2 separate regions of the Homo sapiens genome follow, and region 2 is linked to region 1. The links are chromatin contacts, found by Hi-C or POLR2A ChIA-PET in ENCODE. All regions are on one chromosome and are shown on one strand. Each heading gives the region's core, a stretch centred on a gene start or an enhancer-like site at or near the end of the contact. The rest is flanking DNA. Distances are from core to core; before and after follow the strand shown. Region 1 has its middle 12 kb from the start of HDHD5-AS1. Region 2 overlaps CECR2 (CECR2 histone acetyl-lysine reader).

What was found. Hi-C counts contacts between places; a loop is a spot of excess contacts on that map. ChIA-PET counts read pairs that join two places held with the same protein, here RNA polymerase II (POLR2A). Pooled maps may share reads with other maps.
Region 2: a map of endothelial cell of umbilical vein shows a loop between it and region 1 (9-fold over the local background). The contact joins two enhancer-like sites. A Hi-C loop is called at or near these places in 1 of 168 maps with a recorded cell type or tissue (endothelial cell of umbilical vein) and 1 of 50 pooled maps. POLR2A ChIA-PET finds 5 or more read pairs at or near these places in 3 of 52 experiments (AG04449, B cell and T-cell).

Annotation. Positions count from the first base shown.
Region 1 is chr22:17,169,717-17,172,981 of GRCh38, forward strand. No RefSeq gene overlaps it. Among named protein-coding and RNA genes, the nearest start is that of HDHD5-AS1, 12 kb to the left of the region's middle. RefSeq lists an enhancer at 1,449-1,950 and a silencer at 1,801-2,230. Within about 2 kb of position 1,940, at least 38 of the 41 ENCODE cell types and tissues checked have a DNase peak (open chromatin) inside an H3K27ac peak, as active enhancers do; they include endothelial cell of umbilical vein, where a contact is called at or near this core.
Region 2 is chr22:17,405,664-17,409,126 of GRCh38, forward strand. All of the region lies in intron 1 of CECR2 (CECR2 histone acetyl-lysine reader), which reads left to right. Among named protein-coding and RNA genes, the nearest start is that of CECR2, 38 kb to the left of the region's middle. Within about 2 kb of position 2,193, at least 3 of the 41 ENCODE cell types and tissues checked have a DNase peak (open chromatin) inside an H3K27ac peak, as active enhancers do; they include endothelial cell of umbilical vein, where a contact is called at or near this core.

The sequences.
Region 1 (3,265 bases), core at 690-3,189:
CAGGCGGCCTGTCGTAGGACTTCTCAGGCCTCCATAATCACGTGGAGCCAATTCACCTAATAAATCCCTTCTCATCTATCTGTCTGTCTCCTATCTCTATCTATCTATCTATCTATCTATCTATCTATCTATCTATCTATCTATCTATCTACCTACCTACCTACCTGCATGCTATAGGTTCTGTCTCTCTGGAGAACCCTAATACGGTTGGGATGCAAATTGGAAGGCACACCACCTGTTAAGTAGTCCTGCTGAAAGAATCAATCCTAAATCTTATCAAGACTTGAGATCCAGGCGGGGCGCAGTGGCTCAGGCCTGTAATCCCGGCACTTTGGGAGGCTGAGGCAGGCAGATCACTTGAGGTCAGGAGTTCAAGACCAGCCTGGACAACATGGTGAGACCCCGTCTCTACTAAAATACAAAAATTCGCTGGGCACGTTGGCTCATGCCTATAATCCCAGCACTTTGGGAGGTGGCTGGATCACCTGAGGTCAGGAGTTCGAGACCAGCCTGGCCTACTAAAAATACAAAAATTAGCCGGGCGTGGTGGTGTGCATTTGTAATCCCAGCTACTTGGGAGGCTGAGGCAGGAGAATTGCTTGAACCTGGAAGGCAGAGGTTGCAGTGAGCCAAGATGGTGCCATTGCACTCCAGCCTGGGTGACAAGAGCAAAGACTTCATCTCAAAAAAATAAAAAATAAAAATAAAAAAATTAGGGAGGGCGTGGTGGCTCACGCCTGTAATCCCAGCACTTTGGGAGGCCGAGGTGGGCAGATCATGAGGTCAGGAGTTCAAGACCAGCCTAGTCAACATGGTGAAACCCCGTCCCTACTAAAAATACAAAAATTAGCCAGGTGTGGTGGCGCACACCTGTAATCCCAGCTACTCGGGGGGCTGAGGCAGGATAATTGCTTGAACCCGGGAGGCAGGGGTTGCAGTGAGCCGAGATCGCACCATTGCACTCCATCTGTGGGCGACAGAGCAAGACTCCATCTCGAAAAAAATAATAATACAAAATTAGCCGGGCATGGTGGTGTGCGCCTGTGGTCCAGATGAGGCAGGAGAATAGCCTGAACCCAGGAGGTGGAGGCTGCAGTGAGTTGAGATTGTGCCACTGCACTCCAGTCTGGGGAACAGAGTGAGACCCTGTCTCAAAAAAAAAAAAAAAGAGTTCAGAACAGTGTGGATACTGTGCTGCCTTTTATATGAGAGCAGGAAAAAATATATATATTTGCTTTTGTTTATTTTGCATAAAGAAACACAAGAAACTAAGCCTGGTGGGAGAATGGGTGGGATGGGAAAGAGGACAGTGGAAAACAGAGGTGGATAGAAGCCTTTCGAATGTGTTCCTTTTCATACTTTTTGAATTTTTGAAATGTGATTGTATATAGATTCATTTTAATTTTAAATGTAATTAAAATTTAAAATTCATTACGGCACTACTCTCTCATCCTGTACTATGGGCTCTACCCTTTTTTGTTTGTTTGTTTTTGTTTTGTTTTGAAGAGACAGAGTCTCGCTGTTTTCCCCAGGCTGGTCTAGAACTCCTGGGCTCTAGCGCCCCGCCTGGGCCTCCCAGAATGCGGGACTACAGGCGCCGCCACCACCCGGCGTCTACTCTAAATGCATAGAGGCCAGGATGACCCAAGGTCACCAGCGGCCGATGCTGCCTGGCAGGGGCTTGAGGCCGGGAGGGGACCCTGCGGACAGGCGAGACCATGTGTGATCTGTGGGAAGCAACTAAACCGGCGTATTCGCGGCAGGGGAGCTCTGTGCCGTCCCGCGGCCCCACCCCGCTCTGCCATGGGAAGCCGTAGCTTGGCGCTGCCCACAGTGACGCGAGGGACTCCGAGGGCACCCGGGCCGGGGTGGACACGGGAGTGGGCCCGGGCGCGGCCGGCAGGGGGCAGCAGCGCCGCGCCGCCCGCGCAGTTCCACAGGTGCGCCGAGCCTGGGGCCATCGCCTCCCTCCGGCCGCCGTCCCCAGCGAATCGCCGCCTGCGTTCTGCCGTTTCCCCGCCACCGCAGCCACCCGGGGCCCGGGGGGCCGCAGCCATCCGCAAGCCGCGGGGCGGCGGGACCGGGCGGGCCGCTAGGGACGCCGGACGAAGGGAGCCCGCGGGCGGGGTCTGGGCGCCTACATCCTTGCTCCCAGGGAGGAAGGGACAGGAAACTGAAGCTGTTTCCGGGGCTGACCCCGGCCAGAGAGAGCAGGGCTCGGGAGAGTCGGCGCGTCCCGGAGGCGGCGCCCCCTGGAGGCCGGTGTGCTTTGGCTCTGCAGCGGGGGAGATTAGGGGTGGAGGCCGACCGATCCCACTCAGCCAGGACTGGCAGGCGCCGGGAGCTCACTGGGAGGCAAGTGCCGACCCCCGAAACCCACTCCAGACAAGCGAAGAAAACAGCTCTGTGTCCCAGGACGAGCACATACCTACTGTCACCCACTGTGCGACCTGGAAGAGTTACTGACCCTCTCTGGGCCTTAATCAGTCATCAGAAACACAAACGCGTAGATAAGATGGTCTTTAGGCCTCTCCCAGCTCTGCTATTCTGTGAATCTAAGAAACTCTAGTCCCTCCACCAGTCCCCACCCCGGGCTGGCTTCGCTTCAGGGAGGCCTGGCTGAGCTGGGGCCCTCATCCAAGGTCTTTGCACGGTTCCTCAGCAAAGGTGTTTTGGAAGGCTGGGTCCCACCCCTTCCCGGCGGAGGAAGAGGCTATTGGCTAAAAAGCCTGGACAAATTCAAAACCAGCAGCTCGGCCCCGGTTTTTTCGGAGCACAGCCAAACCCAAATCACACCTCTGCACCTACCTAGCTCCAGAGATCTAGACAGCATTTACAGCCCCCAAATGTTATTTTTACACCCTTTCCAGGCAGGGAAGGACAGAGGAGGGTAAGCTATTTTTAGGATGACTGCTATTTAAAGTAACATACTGGCCTGGCAAGGTGGCTCTGGCCTGTAATCCCAGTGCCTTGGGAGATACAGGCAGGAGAATCACGTGAGGCCATGAGTTCAATACTATCCTGGGCAACAAAAGGAGACCCCCATCTCTATTAAACAGCCGGGCGTGGTGGTGCGCGTCTGTCGTCCCAACTACTGGAGAGGCAGGCTGAGGCGGGAGGGTCCCTTGAGCCCAGGAGTTCAAGATTATAGTGAGCTATGATCACAGCACTGCCCTCCAGGCTGGGCAGTGAGACCCTGTCTCAAAACAATAAATTAAGTAACCTAGACTATGTATGTGAAAATAATATTTCCAACCCTAGCATG
Region 2 (3,463 bases), core at 943-3,442, 240 kb after region 1:
AAATTTTCAATTGTTTGCTAGTATTAGAAATAGCGTTGAGTTATATTACTCTTGTATCTGTAACCTTCCTAAACTCCCCCCTTTTAGCAACCTGTTTGTAGATTCCATTGGATTTTCTGCATAGATGATCATGTTGTCTGTAAATAAAAATAGTTTTGCATCTTTTTGCAATGTGGAAGCCACTACTTCTTTTTCTTACCTTAGTGCACTGTCTAGAGCCAACCATAAAATGTAGAGGCCAGAGTAGACATCCTGGTCTTGTTCCTCATCTTAGAGAAAAAGCATTCAGGTCTTCCCCTTTTCCCTTTCTATTTCTTCCTGCAGCCATGGGTTATTTAGAAATACGAATATATTAGAAGTGTATTAGTTATTAGAAGTGTGAAGAATATTAGTTTTCAAATATTTGGGAATTTTCCAGAGAGCTTTCTATTAATGATATCTAATTTAACCCACTTTAGTCAGACAAGACATTTTGTATGACTTGCATCCTTTTAAATGTATTGAGACTTGTTTTATGGCCCAGAATATGGTGTCTTTTGGTAAATGTTTCATTTTCACTTGAAAAGAATGTGTAGGACCGGGCATGGTGGCTCACGCCTGTAATCCCAGCACTTTGGGAGGCCAAGGCGGGAGGACCACCTGAAGTCAGGAGTTCGAGACCAGCCTGGCCAACATGACGAAACCCCGTCTCTACTAAAAAAATGCAAAAATTAGCCAGGCGTGGTGGCACACGCCTGTAATCCCAGCTACTGAGGAGGCTGAAGCATGAGAATCACTTGAACCCAGGAGGCGGAGGTTGCAGTGAGTCGAGATTATACCACTGCACTCCACCCTGGGGGGTGACAGAACAGGATTCTGTTCCTCCCCCCACCCCTCCCTCCAAAAAAAAGAAAAGAATGTGTATTCTGCTGTTCTTGGCTAGAGTATCTTATAAATGTCAATTCAGAGACTTCTTTATCTTTTAATACAATAGGGGTGAAATATGAAATGATTCATTTCCCTTCCCCAGATTCTTAGCATGAGTCTGGAAATCCTGCCAGCTCTTTCTTCTAGCTGAAGAGCTGTCTCCTGATTGCAGTGACAGCTTTGAACTGGAAGACATTATTTCATTAGTGCACTAATCAACCACAGAGATTACCTGATTGGCTGCTTAATAATTACATGAAGTTGCTTGTAATTCTTTGAGCATACACAGAACTAATTAAATTAACCCTTTACTGCCTGGCATGCCTGGGGTATTCTCGTGCGAAAATGGAGGAACCTAAAATCCTTCTTGAACACTGGTGAGGTAAACAAGCAGATGTGTCAGTGAGTTTCAAAGGGAAGCACCTTGTATAAGAAGCATTTAAGTACAAATCAAAAAATGCAGATTCAGAAACTACCAGTCCTTTGATAACTTGAGTATTAGCTTATTAGCCGTGTTCTTGAAGTTTAATGGGAAGCTTTTATACCAATACTTTCTTTGGATAGAAACTTAAGATAAACTCTTTTCATAGCCACTTACTGACTTTGAGGAGTTTGTTGTTGTTTTAAGGATCATTCAGTGTAAAATCATTTCCTTAGTTATTTCAGTATAAGCTTGCATCATCCTAGTGAGATATAGAGCAAGGCTGGTGAATGAGAATACCGTACTGGGCTATAATTGAAAGAGGCCGGGTGCGGTGGCTCACGCCTGTAATCCCAGCACTTTGGGAGGCCAAGGCGGGTGGATCACCTGAGGTCAGGAGTTCGAGACCACCCTGGCCAACATAGTGAAACCCCATCTCTACTGAAAACACAAAATTCGCCAGGCACGGTGGCGGGCGCGTGTAATCCCAGCTACTGGGGAGGCTGAGGCATGAGAATCGCTTGAACCTGGGAGGCGGAGATTGCAGTGAGCTGAGATCGCATCACTGCACACCAGCCTGGGCAATAGAGTGAGACTCTGTCTCAAAAAAAAAAAAGCCATGAATTAGAGGGCCTTATTTTAGCCTCAGGTTTTAGGTGGATGATTAAGGAAATTAAGATAGGAGAAGTTAGGCACCCTGTCTAACAGTGGTTCTCAACGGGGTGATTTGCCCTCTTAGAGGACTTTGGCGGTGTCTGGAGACAGTTTTGGTTGCCACAACTCAGGGGAAGAGGGGTGTGGGTAGAGGTCAGGAATATTGTCAAATAGCCTACAGTGCGTAAGACAGCTCTTGAGAACAACAGCAAACATCATCTAGTCCAAAATGTCAGTACTGCTGAGATTGAGAAACGCTGGTCTGAAGCCAGCTTATCTTGAGTTTTCATTAGAACATGGGTGTCCGAAACTGTACCTTTGGTGACTAATAATCTTGTCATCAGTTGTTGGTGATCCCCTCTAAATTATTATTTTTATTTTTTCAAGTTCATTTGTTAAACTGAAGCAAAATTTACATAACGTAAAATTAACTATTAACCATTTTAAAGTGTATGATTCAGTCACATTTAGTGAATTCAATATGTTGTGCAGCTGTCGTTTCTATCTAGTTCCAAGACGTTTTTATCACCTCAAAAGGAGAGACCCTGTACCCCCCTCAGCCCCCTCACCCCCCAGCCCCTGGCAATCACTCGTCTGCTTTCTGTCTGTGGATTCTAAATTATTTTTATATTTGCTTTTTTGTGGTGCTCTGGAAAGAACCCTGGTCAGGAAGTCAGGAGAGTGGACTTCACATCCCAACGTCTCCATTCTTCCTCTTGCTAGCTGTGTGATTTGGGCAAGTCATTCATCTGTTGTATGCCTCAGTTTCCTTTTCATTTATGTGGCAGCTGTCATGGTAGCCAGAATGCCATTTTTTTCTAAGTAAGATCTTTAAAGTCTGAAATTCTAGCCCACATGTTGTTTGCTCAGCATTTTTGTTGGACATCCGTAACAACATTTTTAATCCTACACTGATTGCTTTCTCACCCAAGATGTTTCCGAAACACCATTCCAGGTCCTGCATTAGTGTCCTGGGATTGGTGTGCTTGGAATGAGAAGTTAATGCTACTATCAGTTCACATAAAAGGTTAGCGAGGTAAAGATGCCACCAACATGTTAGTTCATCCCATAGCTAAACATGAATATATTTTGGGTTACCTGATTTAGCACCTACCTTGTATTACCTTGTATTCATGAAACAAAAGCAAGCATAGTATCTTTCTCTCTTCCCATTGTTGCATAAAGCCCTCCAGTGGCTTTCTCTTGCATTTAGAATAGTCTAAGTCCCTTACCATTGCTTAGTGGGGCCCACGAAACTTTCTGCATCTTCTACCTTCCTTACCTCGTACCATTCTCTCCTAGCTTTAGCTGTATCAGCTTTCTTTTCTTTTCATAAAGGCTCTGAACTCCATAGGGCCTTTGCACCTGCTCATGGTTTCCAGCTTTCAGCTCAGATTCATCTCAATGAATGAAACATGCCCTGATCAGCCTATCTATAGCTTGTTCTGTTTTATTAATTTTAAATGTTGTTGTTTTCTTGTT